Regions from separate parts of the Mus musculus genome. Here region 1 is linked to region 2. A link is a loop called in an ENCODE intact Hi-C map of the cell type or tissue named here. Cell type or tissue: heart. All regions are shown on one strand.

Region 1 (8,000 bases), 120 kb before region 2:
AGTCTTTTGTTTTTCTAATTTTTAAATGTATCTGACATGTAACAGTGTTAGAAACAACATCAATAGGTTGCATTTATAGTATAGGTGAAATGAGTATAAACCCTGTAGTGAGGGATTGAGATTAGAGACTGTTAAACTCATCATATTTGACTTGATGATGGTCCAGGAGAACTAAATGCATTGTTGGTAATAGTGATTTTTACTTAGTGGGTATCTAGTACCCATCAAAAGCCAAAGGGTGTTTAAACTATGATAAGTATCTGGCACTCCTTGTGAGCGGCAGAGTGTTGTTTGAAAACAGATGAGTAACACATGTAGACTGCCTACTCGTGGGCAATTAAGAGTTGATAATAGTAAAAGAACATGTGTAATTAAAATCAAAGAAACACCATCCCCTCTACCCCACCCCACCCCCTCAAAAAAATTAAGGGAAAGAAGCACAGGACTCAGGCAGCAAACAGAAAACAATAAGGACATGGTAAATAATTATATCACAATCGCTTTAACTATGACTGTTCTAAATACAGAGTTAAGAGACAAATTATTGGAGCAGATTAAAAACAAGACCCAACTATACACTGTCTACAAGAAACCTACACACACACATACTCACACACGCAACACAATAAGAACAACAACACAAAAACAGATCCAGGCCTGGGTAGATATGGATTGAAAGTCAAGACACACAAAAATAGGTATATCATACCAACACTAATTAAAATAACCCTGGGCGAGTACATGAATTCAAAGTAGAAGTCAGAGCAAGGAAAGCTCCCAAACATAAAAGAAGCATTCCACAATGATAAAGGAGACAATCTGTAGAGAGGACCTCAGTCCTCAGCTGAGCAGCCCAACAGCACTGTGAAAGGCTAAACCACTTAAAGGAGAGGTGAACAAATCTACCATTAATGTCATCTACCTGGATCCAACAGATACAGAGAGCAGGAAATCAGTACAAATACAGTTAAAACTGAACAGCACTGTCAATCAACTTCACCTAATTGACATTTATTGAGTATTTCATTCAACAACATCATAGGATTCATTTTTCTCAAGTCCATGTGGAATATTCACTGAGACAGATACCGGGGCATTGGATATACCTTAACAAGCTGAAATGAACAGAACGCCTCTGTGGCCTTAGATCATATGACAGTAAACTAGAAATTCAGTAACAGACTACCAGAACACCTAAAACATTTGGAGACTTAATAAAAGCAGCACACATTAAAGGGGGACTATCAATTTTGAAGTTTTAAACTAAGTGAAAATTAAAATACATTTTTATATTTTAATAGGATATCTTCTATTTATTTTTTGACAATTTCACATGTGTAAACAAGGCATCCTGATCACATGTTCCAGGTTAGTTCAACACTTAAACTCAATTAGTGTACTTCATCATATCAAGAAACTACACACCCTTTTAAATACATACACATTTGACGAGATCCAGCACTCATTTATGACTGCAACCTAGGAAAAGAAAACTTCCCTCAACTTGATAAAGAATATCTACAAAGGAAAAAACACAACTGGTATTTTAATTAATGGAGAGAAACCAAATGCCTTCTCCCGTAAGACCAGAGATAAGGCAAAGATGGCATTTAGAACTATTTCTATTCCAACTCATGCCAGAAGCCCTAGATCATGAGATAAAGAAGGAGGGAGGGAGGGGTGGTGCATAGGTAGGAAGGTGCTTTTGTTCACAGATGATATGTCATCTATTGCAGAAGTAATAAAGAAACAAAGAACCCCTGAAACTAACAAGTAGTCTCAGGACGGTTGCAGGATACAAGATAAACATACAAGTCTGCTGCTTCCCTGTTGAAGACTAACAGTGAAGAGCTGTGCACTAAAACTCAAAACAAAACAGTATTTGTATCAACATCACAAAGTTAGGGGTGAATATAACCTGGAAAAAGGAATAGAAGGAACCAAAGGCCTTAACAGCTGGAGAGACACTCCACGTTCATGCAGTAGTTTCCCAAGATTCTGTATTACCAAGACATTGGCTCTCCCCAGTGTTACATAGGGATTCAATCCAGTTTTGATAAAAGCCCAAATAGTGTGGCTATAAAACATACTGAGTATAAAGGATATACTATGAAAAGGTAAGAGACCCAGAATACTCAACAACCCTACTGAGGAGCAATCACACTAGAGGACCTCTTGGTCCTCCCCGACCTCAAGTCTTACTCTAAATCTACAGTAAACAAGACAGTATTGAGATGACCAAAGAAGAAAGAGATAGATCCTGCAACAGAATCAAAAGCACAAAAATTAGTCATATAGATACTGTCAGCCCATTTTCAACTAAGGAGCAAGGCCCACTTAAGGGAGGAAGGGTCATCTCTTCAGCAAATGATGCTGAAGTAGCCGACATCCATATGGAGACAACAAAACACACTGTGCTCTCACACCCACCTCCACACTGCAGCCACAAGTCCTCCACTGAACAGCATACTGCCTCCCATTTCCCTCCACTCTATGCAAAACCACACCACATCAATTATCCCCAGTGAGCTCAGAACTCTCAGGGTCACCTTCATAATGGGTGTTAGACTTTCAAGTTATCTTCTCTTCCTTTCTTTACATACACTGTTCTTGGGAGTAGCTGACTTCCACATTTTGGCCCTTAACTTATCCACCAACAGTAAATATTCAGTAAATATTTCATGTGTAAAAAATGTTTAAGTTATGTGAGTGTTGAATATATTCTGAATAGATGCATTATTTTAAAATCTTGATGGTCATACATCAACATCCATGCTGAGTATGTCTGGGAGCGAGTGAATCTCGACCCCATTTTGCTTATCCATATGTTCTACTGTCAACATATATTGCTTTTGATACAACAAAAGCAGTAACAGAAACAGCAAAGTAAGAAACCACAAGAAAGGCCAGGCTTATAGGAAACATCAGGAGTAAATACTGACTTTATGAAGGAGTCCTGTGCTTTGAAAGAAGCATTTTTATAAGCATGTCACATTGGGTAGCTGCCAATACAAGCTCAAAATGCCTTACTTGCTAAGAAAGTCTCCATCCTTTCACAAGTACATGGGTCTTCTTCTCTCCTCAAGGGTCTGCCTGGTCAGATCCAAGCTAAATGACTCATGAGCCACCAGCCTCTAGAACAATGGTTCTCAGCCTGTAGGTTGAGAACCCTCTGAGGGTTGAAAGACCCTTTCATAGGAGGTGCATATCAGATATGCTATGGATCATATAGTTAAGTTGTGATTCATATCAGTAGCAAAACTACAGTTATGAAGTAAAGAGCAACAAAAATAGTTTTCAGGTGTGTGTGGGGGGGGGTTGTCATCACAGCATGAAGAACTGTGTCAAGGGGTCACAGCAGTTAGGAGAGTTGAGAAGCACTGCTCTCGAATATCCCTTTTGAATCTGGAACACCAGGCTGGGTTCTCTGCTGGGTCATGCCACGGAAGAGTCCCTTAGGTGACTGGATAGAGACAGAACATATCCCTTCAACAGACAAGAGGCTAGAACATCTTCAGATCTCTGACCTTGGGAAAATCCTTCCACCCTAGGAATCCTAAGATACCCGAACAGGACCTCTCACATCACTAACAACAACCTGTTTCAAGGCCAGCTTTCCTGTATGCTCTGTAAGCCTTCACTCTGAAGCCCAGAGCAGTATCTATGTGTGTAATACTGACCCAATGAGGAAACAGAGCAGAGAACTGGAGAGAAGTACCTATAGTCACCAAGTAGAAACAAGACATGGGGTGCACACAACAGGTCACAAAGTTCCAACCTTGGCCTGATGGACTCCAAAGCACTATAATAAATCAGTATATACGTTCAAGTACCAAACAACGGCAAAACAGTTGAATGTGATCTGAGGCAAGTTCTAAACAATGCCAGGTCTGAATCGCAAAGAAAGCTGCTGTCCGTGTGCACAGCTTGGAGTGAGACCAGCAGAGGTCCCACTGTAACTACCCAACAGATGTCCACTTGAGAGGAACTGCTAGGTACCATCCTCAGATAGTATAAAAGGAACAGCTGAGAAGGCTACAGCAAGCTAGCAGACCTATGATAGGTACCTCTAAGACTAAATCCTATGATGACTGTCACCAACTCTCAATGGCACAGCCCTTCTCATGGGCCAGACATTGTGCCTGGCACTTCAAACTAACTCACTGTCTCCTCTGGTCATCTACGAAGAGGCTGCTGGTTCATGCCCACCTCACAGGCATGCAAACTGAGGACATTCTTATACCTTGGCCCCAACACTGCTGTGACAGCCCCCTGTGGGGTGTACCTTATGGTTCTCTACCTTCTGTCTCTACCTTCAGCCAGAAGCACAGGACCAGAGCCACTTAGCTATGTATTAACAGCTTCTTGCGGAGTGAAAACAAGACATCACAGAGGTGGTTCCTATTGCCAAGACAACTGGCTGAGGGAAGCAGGTTGGAAACATGGGGGCAATAAATGTAGGGAGGGTGACCTCATTAGAGACTGGGACCTCCTCCCAAACTAGATCCCAGGAGCTACAGTGTTCACATCCAGACCAAAACTTCTCACTGCCTAATTCTAACCAGGTGTTCAGTCCCCTGCTCAACATGGTTCAGCCCAGCACAGCCCAGGTGAAGTTGCAGCACTTACAGGTGTCATCATCCTAGAGGTGATGTGATTCTTTTGGGCCAGCTCTACTGTGGACTGAATAATATTTTTATGATCATTAAACTTCTCCTCTGTGCCCTATGAAGAGTGGATCACTTCCCTTTCTCTGGACCTCAGTTTCTCCTTTTACAGAGTTAGGCCATATATCCCCACCTCCCCCACTTCCCAAGACCCATGTGCAGCAGAATAAGGGAGACCTCAGCCCTCCACCAGGCAAACCGAGTAGCTGGATGAAGGCAGTGCTGGTGTGGCTGTGGCCCAAGGGGAAGGTTCCGCTTCGCAAAGGCTTCATGTTGCTTGAGGAAGACCTGGCAACAGGAGACCAGGAGCCAGCCAGGCCTCTCTTGACTGTGAAGTGGCAACAACTTGCCAAGTTCTCTACTGGCACCAGAGTTTGCCAGGAGGGATGACTAGAAGGCCTACCAGCCAGTTTCCTCTTCAGGGACATGCATACTTTAACACTCGTGTACATACCACACACATACACACACACACACACACACACACACACACACACACCTCATAAATAGAAATCTGATTATCACTGGCTTTTTCTTAGCCAATGTGACTGAGTTTTAAATCTTTCATAAAGAAATACTCATAAAATATTCAAGTGAGTCCTGCCTGACACTGGAGACTACAAGTGGCTTCAGGCAACCTAAACCACACACTCCATGGGACCCCAGGAGCTCTGCCGTTTGCCACAGAGCAGCATGCCCACCATGGCTGGGGTTCAACAGAGCCTTTGGCAGGGACTGGGCTGTCTCAGGTTCTCAGCTGCCAGCTTGTTCCCCAGTGCACTGTGTGCTTGGCTATAGCTCTACATGATTGGGAAGCCCTGGGCTCCTGTCAAACCATTAACATGGATAATAAGACTAACAGCAAATGAGAGAACATAGATTCCCCTTCCACTGGCAATGGCTTTTTCAGACCTTGGAGGGGAAGCAAGCCAGGGGATGGAAGCCAGCCTATGGAAGCTGGCTGCCACATCTTCCTTTCCAGATTCCTCCTCATAACTGTTCACCCAGCAATGATGCCTCGTGAGCCTACTGTGTACCTTGACACTATATACAGCAGGAATACACTCATGAACAATATAGGCAGAACTCTCCCCTTGCTTCCTGGCTGAGGTACAAGGAGAGCTAGGAGCACCCTCTCAAGACCTAGATTGCCTATAAGGGTTCTATATAGATGGCGATTTGTCTAAAAGACAGATGGACTTTGTGATGGAGCTGCTACTAGCCAAATGTGCAACAACGTAAGCCAATCCCAGCACTTGGGAGGCAGAGGCAGGCGGATTTCTGAGTTCGAGGCCAGCCTGGTCTACAAAGTGAGTTCCAGGACAGCCAGGGCTATACAGAGAAACTCTGTCTCAAAAAACCAAAAAATAACTAACTAAATAAATAAATATAAAAATAAAAAAATACTAATGGCAATAACAGAAAAAAAATATGTACTCTGAGTCTACACCCATATGACAGATTCAGAGACCTAAAATACACATCCACATGTACACTGCTAACACAAGGGAGTAAGAAAACGAGCGAAAGAAGATCGGGAGGGAGGGAGGGCTTTCCTATGGGGAATCCTAGTTAATAAGTATAGGGGAAATGAAGGAAATAGAAAATCATATTTGCAGACATCACAGCCCTCACTGTTGAGCAGGAATCCAGAATAGATGCTAAAAATGACGAAGAGGAAGTAGCAAAATATTGACATAGTCTGGAAATATCAGCCCATGAGTGTGTTTGCACAAACCAGGCAGACACCCCACCCACCAGGTGCTCCAGGTTAATGTCACCAGCATCTATACCACATAAGACACAGGGAAAGCGACATCACAACTGGGATGGACATTCCTGTTAGAAAAGCATGGCTCCAGTTATCTGACAAGTATCTGACAGCCAGGAGGTGGGCTTACACAACCGCTGGAAGCTCATTAAAAGGGCCAAGGACTCAGAAGTCAAAGAGCAAGCAGGGATCTGGGCCCAGACAAAGGAGACATGGCAGCTCCATGGATGTGGGACCCTGGATTGGATGCTGGGATAGAAGAAGGCTATCATGGGACCACTGGCGAATTCTGAGTAAGGAACAGAGATTAATTTATAGTATTGTTGTTATGAACTAAGTAACCCTGACCCAAAACCAGAAATCTAAATACTCTGAAAATTCATTACTTCTGAGATAGAGACAGACAGACAGACAGACATGATATGATATAATATGACATAAGAGATAATAAAGTATTTGCCTATAAAACTGAAGCTTTAGGAGCCTGGGCGGGAGGGGAAGGGCTTGCTCTGAAAGCACAAAGGCCTGACTCTGGATCCTGGGAAGCCACGGGAAAATGGGGAACGCTGGTGTATGGCTGCGATCCCAGCGACGCAGAGATGGGCAGCAGAGACCAGTGAGCTCCTGGAGCTTTGCTGGCCAGCCAGCTTAGTGAACTTGGCAAACTTCCAGGCCAGTGAGAGACCCTGTCTCAAAAAGGTGCCTAAAAACAGCCAATGCTGCCTCCAGATCCTCATACACACATAAAACGTATACGCTGGACTCAACACATTTTTAATTTCTGACTTCTCGATTAGGAGCACATGACAGAGCAGAGTATATGCAAATATTCCAAAACCTGAAAAAGTATGAAATCTGGAATATGTATGCTCCTAGGAATTTCAGATAAGCGAAACTCAACCTGTAATTTAATTTCCTGTATCAATATTAATTTCATAGTATAACTCGAACATTATATTATAATTATACGAGGTGTTAACATTTGAAGAAGCTGGGTGGAAATCTGTGCAAATGTTTGCTATTATTTTTGTAAGTTTTTTTTAAAGTTGAAATTATTTTAAAATGAAAAGCTGGAGCCGTAGAAATGGCTGGGAAGGGAGGCTGAAGGCACTTGCTGCCCAGACTGACGGCCTAGCTTCCATTACTGGCACCTGCATTATGGAAAGAGAGAACCTGTATATGTCTTCTGGCCCTCAGCATCTACTGTGTCACACATGTGTATGTGCACAAATAAATATAATATTTTAGAAAAGCTCAAAATAAATAATGTTAAGCCCCGTCCCAGGATTATGGTTGAGAAACAAAGATAGGGATGAGAAAGAAATCTGTAAATCTCTTTTTAAAGGGTATGTGCTGTTAGGTGGGAATAGAACCATGGAAGAAAATGAAGCCCCAAAAGATGCGGGATAAAGTAATTTTAAAGAGTCCCCAAGAAAAGTCCTGGTGAGAAGCATATCCAGTAAGCCAGCTGAGGGACAGCCAGTGAGGAGGCCCTGGGATTGTCATGTGCAGTGCAAGAGAGGATCAAACAAGGTCAAATGGAGTTGTGGCCTCTTCCCATC
Region 2 (8,000 bases):
CATTACCCCAAATATTTCCCTCCCTCCCTCCCTCCCCTTTCTCCCTCCCTTCCTTCCTTTCTTCCTTCAGCATTATACATGTCAGCAGACTCTTTAGCACTGAGCTGCACCCTCTAGGATGCATTTTAAAAACATAATAAAGAACCAGGCACCTGTACACACCTCTAACCTAGTGCTGGGAGGCCCAGACAGCAGGTGCTGGCTATTCTTATGTCAGCTTGACACACAAACTAGAGTCATCAAAGAGAAGGAAGCCTCAATTAAGATAAGGCTATAAGACATTTTTTTAAATTAGTGGTTGATGGGGGAGGGCCCAGCACATTGTAGGTGGGGCCATCCCTGGACTGGGGGTTGGGGGTGGGGTCCTGGGTTCTCTAAGAAAGCAGGTGATGCAAGCCATGAGGAACAAGCCAATAAGCAGCCCCCCTCCACAGCCTCCAAATCAACTCCTTCCTCCAGGTTCCTGCTGCTTGTTGTAGTCCTGACGTCCTTTGATGAAGAATGACAAAGTGGGAGTGCAAGTCACATAGCCCTGGCCTCCCCACGTGGCTTTGGTTATGTGTTTTGCCACAGTAGTGGTGACCCTGGCTAGGACACAGAGAGATCAGGATTTCAAGGCTAGTGGGAACTATAGACTGAGTTTAAGGCTGGCTGAGACTGTATAACAAGACCTTGTCTCAAACAAACAAACAACCTCCCTAATTTGACTTCCATATGAACACATACTCAAAAATACACACAGCATTTCAAATATAGGTAAAATGAAACTTTTCTCTCAGGTGTGTGTATATACGAGAGGGAATGAGAGAAAGAGAGGTTTTTTTCCTTCCACCACGTAGATTCCAGGGATTGAGTTCAGGTTATCAGTCTTGGCAGCAAGCCCCTTTATCCACTAAGTCATCTTGCTGACATTCAAATTATTGTTTCTTCATACTTCAAAAATGAAGAAATAAAACCAAAGAGACGAAGGTGCAGCGCTGCCTGTGTGGAGTGGGGTTGTGGGGTTGGAGAAATGCTTCAAGAGACGGAAGCAATCGGCTTGACCACTCTCCACCCATGTTTCATGCACTTCCCATCACGTGGTTTTAAAAACAGTGTCAGGGCAGGGTAAACATCCAAAGGGTGACAGCCCTGGACCCCTACGGTATTTGAGCATTTGGGTCTGCCCTCCAAGACCCAGTTTTGCTGAGCAGGTCTGTGTTTTCTATCTGAAGTGCCAGCTCTCTCTTTAATTAGTTCTGAAGTTTTGAAAGTTTTGTTTATTCAAGATTGTTCTCTCTCATTCTCCTAGGGGTCCTTCCGCCATCACTGCCCAATGGCAGGACCGGAGGCAGAGCTCCCTTAGAGAGAGAGAGAGAGAGAGAGAGAGAGAGAGAGAGAGAGAGAGAGAGAGAGAGAGAGAGAGAGAGAGAGGTGTCAAGGCACTCATTTGACTGTCAACTAATTACCTTGAAATTCTGTCTAACAAGCATCTATGCCTCTTCCTGCAATTTAGAAAGTCACCACCTTGGGCCATTGCTCCATTCAGCAGATGAAGAAACTGAAGACCAGAAAGGTCAGAGTGAATTATCCAAGGATGCACAGCAAGCAGCTCAGCGGGAGAGCTCGTACCCACTTGTCCCACTTGTCTGCCCCTCCCATCCCCAGCCCTCTTTGCAAGGGGCTAATCCAGAAATTCTGTTCTGAGCTCTGTACCTAAATGAAATGCCCCTCCCACCCCGCCTTGCTCCTGCTGAGAGTCCAGTGGCTTCTTCCGAGCCCGATGGGGCAGCCATTGCTCAAGACAGTGAGCAGGGACAGCTGCAGCTCCCGAACGACTTATTGCGCCATCACTCTCTCCCTGTCAGGTCTTATTGCGCCAGCATCTCCTAAATGACAAAGTTGGATTCATTAACTGTAAATTCAATCAAACTTGAAAGAGAGAGAAAATAAAAGTGACTTGGAACAAGAGGGATGGAGGGTGCTGGTAGGCAACGTGGAAGCGGCTCAGGCCGGTTCTCAGTCTTGGCCACAGGCAGAAGGCAATGCCTACCCTAAGCTCTGCGCGGATGCAGGGGCCCCCCAGCCAGGGTGAGATCTTGGCAAATCTCTGTACCTCTCCCAGCCTTAGTGTGATTCTCTGTAGGTGGGGGTTACAGCATCTTCATACAAACGAGTGGAGGATAAAATGGGGGAGGGGCTGTTTTGGGGAAGGAAGCAGTGATCAGGGATGCATTTACTAGACCTTTTCCACTCTCCAGCACCAGGTCACCGGCAGAAGCACTCTGGCAAGGACGTCCCTGGCTTGAGGCTGTGAGGAGAGGGAGCCGACTGAGGACTGCACAGTTGGAACTACTCTTGTGGGTGACGGAGGGATTCTCAGATCTCAACTGTGCATTTTTGACTCACAAAAGGAATGCTATTTATGTCTTGGGAAATGGCTCAGTGGGTAAAGTGCTTGCTTTGCAAATGTGGGGACCTGAATTGGGATCCCTGGCGCCCACGTATATGTAAACCCACTACTTCTAAGGCAAGATGGGGAATAGAGACAGGATCCTGAAAGACAGCTAGCAGAGAGAGTGTTTGGAGCATCAAGAAGACACTCTACTTCAAACAAAGTGGGAGGCAAGGCTGTTCTCTGACCTCTACAGATGTGCACGACACATGTACAGTACACCCTTACACCTGCAAGCATACACACACACCACCCACGACGTGCACACGAGGGACAAAAGCCAAGAACATCTTTTCTGTCAGGTTGTGTGTATAAACATGGAGCCATTTTATACTGAAGTAGATAGATGCTAATTTTATTGTTATATGGAATTGATTTTATGACCTACTGTTGAACGCCTTAGCCAAGGTAACACAGCAAGCTGGAGGTGGAGCTGGGCTAGACTCTGCCCTTTTGGGTCCCTGGTCGATGCAGTATGCTTCTGATAGCTATCCCTGTCTGATCTACAGGGCCTGTTGGGTGAGCACCCATCCAGGAGCAGAGAGGGGGTAAATGTGTTGTTAGGTGAGGCTAGAAAGCACAGACAGGTTGCAACTGTAATGCTCAGAGGAAAGGGCTCCCATGAGCACTTGCACACCGCGGGATTCTGATAGAGGTTCAGTGAGGGCATTCAGCAGGCAAGCCAACTTGGTCTGATCCTGATGCTACCACTGTGGTATCCTGGGCCCTTGGAAGGAACATGTCTCTCTGACTTTCCTTTTTAACTTTACAGGTGTGTGGAGCTTGTGGAAGGCTGATGTCCCCTACACCTGATTGGGAAGGGATGCTTTGGACCTCCCACGGGCGCTTTGAAGCACTGCCACCTACTGGTCATTCCCTCTCATTACATCCTATCTGTTGGGAGGGTTCTATATTCACCCACATCAGGCAACTCTTCTGAATCTACAGAGCAATCTTGTAGGAAAAGCAAGGGTCCTTAATTTACCTTATGTATGAGGTAACTGGGGGCCAGAGAGGTTAAGTGGATTATTTAAGAACACACAGGAAATCCATATGGATGTCCTGGCCCCCAGTCCAAGATTGGGATTCAGCTTTAAGTGACAAAATCCAGTAGTCTGCGCAGCTCTAGGCTGGACGTGGACTCTCAGTCTGGGCAGAGAGAGGGAGATGACAGTGTATATGAATGGTTGCAAGGTAGGTGTGGCACATTGCATACTGATTAGCTTGCTTCAGGTTCCCAGGAAACCCAAGCGGAGGAATGGTGTCACTGGTCTGGGGCAATCACCTGGCTGACATGGTTCCTGCTCAGAGCCCTATTGGTTTTCTGAATGAGGATGGCTTCCTGGTGGCTGGAGGGCTGGCTCGAAGGTCAGACTCCACCCCTGTCATCTTATTGGCCATATGAACTTGGGCATGAAGGGAAACTCTACAAAGTAGGGAGTCTCCGTTTCTCCATTGTAAGACATTGGTCACATCTTAGCTCACTGCATGCTGTGTGGATCGAGGTTTGTAATCTCAGAAGGCATTCAGGCACCTGGCTCAAGACACTTAGCCAACAGGTAAACACTTCTAACAGTGTTGAGACATTGAGACGTCGGCAATCTGGACTCTACTGCTCTTTGTCTCTGGATCCTTTAGCAACCTTGGCAATCCACCCCTCGGTCCTCCCCAGACTCTTCCCCTCTGCTGGGCTGTTCTGCTGAGCTGTCCCTCTGGCTTCATGGTCACTGTGGAAGGCCGCATTCAAGGTCAGCGGGAGGTGGGTTTGGCTAGGACCCATCTGCATCTCTGGTTGGAATGGTTCTTTTCTTTCTGTTCTTCTTCGAACTATTTTAAATAGCAAGGTCAAGCAAGCAGGACTACAAATCAATCCAAACAAAAGTGCTGAGGCACATACCCTTGAACTCCAGGGACTTAAAATAGCTTCCCCATCAACCCCAGCCAAACGCCCAATACCTAGGATCCCTGTCATCGTGGACTAATAAACTGTCCTCATGGAAACGGAGCAGAAGGAAACCCCAGAGTCAAACTGGCCGAGAGGCTGGCTTGGATTCACAGAGCTACACTGCCATCTCCCCAGTCCTGGGGCTGCACGGAGAGGTGGTTGCATTCTTATGGACATGAGTATCCTACGCGTTATTGTAAGCAACAATGGCGGAGGCATCTTAGTAATGACCCTGGCTGCTCTAGAAGTAGCAAGAGGGACCAGCTACCTTACATAGTGAGGTTGCGGGGGATGGGAATCACATAACTAGGGCTGGGGAGGGTAGCTGAGGAAGTGGGGTATGGTCATTCCAGAAAGGAAAATGAGATGCACTAAGTCTTTCCTCTGTGCCTGGCATGCGCAAGATGCTTCAGGTGTGATCAGTTCACTCCCCATAACTATGCTGTTTGAAGGGTGTTGCCATACTAGTTTTAGAAATTATACCTTTATTGAGAAAGAATTAGTTACTACCAATTCATCTTGACGTGCACACCCAGCAGTTTTAATATCTGTCAAAATCACAAGCATTGCTACCGTGTTCAGGAACATTCTCATTACCTCATAGGAACTCCAGACTCTTTAACAGTTATTCCTCACCCCCACTTCTAGCCACTGGCAACCATTCATCTACATTCAGAGTTAAGCAGCCATGAGCATCCTCTGAGTGTTTCCATGTATACATGTGTCGTTGATTCCTTTGGCATTGGAGGAGTGGACCTACTGAGTGTTGAACTCAGTACCATATTATTTTCCAAAGGAGAGGGGCCTGCCCCTCTGGAGCTCAGTATCTTTGTGTCTCCATCAAGCTTGTGAGTCTGCATCAACTATGGCCATCATAGCAGACGTGAAGGAGCCCCGCCTGGCGGTTTTGGTATGCATTTGCCTAGTGTACCTTCCATTATTTGTGTGCCTTTCTTAAGATACATATCAAATCTTTGGGTATTTGGGGAAATAACGACTTTTAAACTTTCTTGAGCTGCAATATTTCTCTGTGTCTTCCACACACCACACAGAGCTCTTATCAGATGTATGAATCACGGGTACTTCCTCCCAATTCTCCTGATAGCATATTTTAAATTAATTTTTTTATTCTTTGAGGTCTATTTTTGGATTTTTTTTTTTTGCTGCTATGCTTAAAAAGATATATGATTTCACACAAAGCACTTATATTTATACCTCTATTTTCTTCTAAGGGTTTTAGAGTTTTAGCTCTCACATTTAGATCTATGATCCACTTGGATTTAATTTCAATAACAGGCGAGGGGTGAGCTTACTCATTTGTGTATGGAAAGCCTGTATCCCAGCTGATTTGTATTTACTTATCAATAGACAGGGCCTCACATCTCCTAGGCTGGCCTTGAACTCACTGTGTATCTGGGGATGGCCTTGAACTTCTGACCCTCCTGTCTCTCCCTCCTGAGAGTTAAGACTACAGGTGTGCTCCACTAGACCTGTTTATGAGGCACTGGATATTGAACCAAGGGTTCACACGTGTTAGCCAACACTGACCCAGGCCCAGACCATTGGACGACTCTGCCCCCTTGCATTGTCTCAGCATCCTTGTCAAAACTCCATTGCCAGCCATGGATGGAGGGCTTGTTCCTGTGTGCTCAGTTCTGTGCCCTTGACCTTTGTGCTCATTCTTTGTGCCGTGTTGCCTCCTGATGCTGGACAGTCTCACATCAACTGGACACAAGCTAGAATCATTGGAGAGGAGGAAGCCACAATTAAGAAAATGCCTCCATAAGACCAGGATGTAGATGAGCCTATAGGGCATTTTCTTAACTGGAGATTGATAGGGGAGGTCCCAGCCTGTTGCAGGTGGGGCCATCTCTGGGCTGACTGACGGTCTTGGGTTCTATAGCAAAGGAGGATGAGCAAGTCATGAGGAGCAAGCCAGCAGGCAGTACTCCTTCATGGCCTCTGAATCAGTCCCTGCCTCTGGGTCCCTTTCCTGCTTGAGTCCCTGGCCTGATGAACAGTGGTGTGGAAATGCAAGCCTAATTAACCCTTTCCTTCCAGTGTTGCTTTTGTTGTGGGTGTTTCCTCCCAGCAAGAGCAACCCTGACTATGACATTTGAAGAAAGTGTTGAATCTGAAAACTGTGAGCCCTCTGACTTATCTCTTCCTTCCTTCCTTCCTTCCTTCCTTCCTTCCTTCCTTCCTTCCTTCCTTTTTTATTGGATATTTTCTTTATTTACGTTTCAAATGTTATCCCCTCTCCCGATTTCCCTCCCTCCAGGAAACCGCCTATCCCATCCTCACCCCGCTCCCCTGCTTCTATGAGGGTGTTCCTCCACCCACCTACCCACTCCTACCTTTCCACCTGGGGCATCTATCGAACCTTCATAGGACTAAGGACCGCTCTTCCCATTGATGCATGACAAGGCCATCCTCTGCTACATATGCAGCTGGAGCCATGTGTACTCCTTTATTGATGGCTTAGTCCCTGGGAACTCTTGGGGATCTGGTTGGTTGATATTGTTGTTCTTCCTATGGGGTTACAAACTCCTTCAACTCCTTCAGTCTTTTCTCTAACTCCTCTACTAGGGACCCCGAGTTCAGTCCAATGGTTGGCTGTGAGCACCTGCATCTGTATTTGTAGGGCTCTGACAGGGCCTCTCAGGAGACAGCCATATCAGACTCCTATCAGCATGCACTTCCTGGCATCCACAATCCCCACCCTTGGGTTTCTGTGTGATTCAGGGTCAGTTTGATGATTTCTGAAGAGGAACTGCTCACGTTTTGCAGTTTCACGAACGTCTCAGCAATATTAAATCTCCCACAAGAGCAGGATGTCTTTGCCTGGCTTTAACTTTCGAGTCTTTCCTTTCAGGGATGCTTTGTAGTTTCAAGTGGCAAAGTCTTGCACTCATGTTGCCAAATAGATTGAGAATTCTTTTTGACAATAATCTGAGCATTTTTTTGTTCCTTGATTTTTTTTTATTGCTACTGTCAAATATACAACCAATTCTTGTATATTTATCTTGCGTCTGGCATCATGGCTGCTGGTACTGTCATTCTAAGGAGAAAGAGTCAGCTGAGGTGGGCGGCTGGCTTCAGATCTCCTGACTTTTCATCCTCACATTTTTCCCTTTCTTACCCCCTTTTCCCTTCAAGGAAATTTTGCTTGTTAAATAGGCTCCTCCACTTCTCCCCATTGCCCCGTCATTCCTGTCTTCTCCCCAGTGGCAAAGGAAGTGAGTGTAGAGGGAACGTAACTGTGAGTGGGATGGAGACGTCTGTGTCCTCACCGCTCAGCACCTGGATCCAGCCCTGCCTAAAGCCAGATCTTCAAGACAGCTGGGGCTTTTCTAGCATAGGTTTGTGTACTGTCCCGTGCAGGGGCTGAATCCTGTCCTATCCAGCTAGTAAAAGGCAAGTGAGAAGAATGAGCTTGAAGTGAACCCCATGCAGTTCTCTAGAACCTTCTCTCTGCTGCACAGCCTTACCTCTGACGCTCACACTACCTGCATGGGTCTGTGAGAGGCTCCCAAAGAGAAATGGAGCTTAAAGTATGGAACAGAGGGACAGGGACCCAAGACCTTGTAGACATGCAAGTACAGAGAGAGAATCAGAAAA

What was found. Hi-C counts contacts between places; a loop is a spot of excess contacts. Peaks named below come from ENCODE experiments on the same cell type or tissue, not always from the same donor. Only the 100,000 strongest peaks of a DNase experiment are listed, where the experiment ranks them.
Region 1: it touches region 2 in a loop (2.3-fold over the local background); 2 of 42 quality-filtered maps call a loop at or near these places.

The regions. Positions count from the first base shown.
Region 1 is chr4:63,007,448-63,015,447 of GRCm38, reverse strand. The region is part of intron 1 of Zfp618 (zinc finger protein 618); the gene reads right to left. Among named protein-coding and RNA genes, the nearest start is that of Gm30764, 32 kb to the right of the region's middle. In heart, no CTCF peak of the experiment used is centred here; a DNase peak (open chromatin) is centred at 4,987.
Region 2 is chr4:62,885,124-62,893,123 of GRCm38, reverse strand. No RefSeq gene overlaps it. Among named protein-coding and RNA genes, the nearest start is that of Gm25391, 50 kb to the left of the region's middle. In heart, a CTCF peak has its summit at 3,301 (motif pointing left); a DNase peak (open chromatin) is centred at 1,793; H3K4me3 peaks cover 605 bases; H3K27me3 peaks cover 2,180 bases.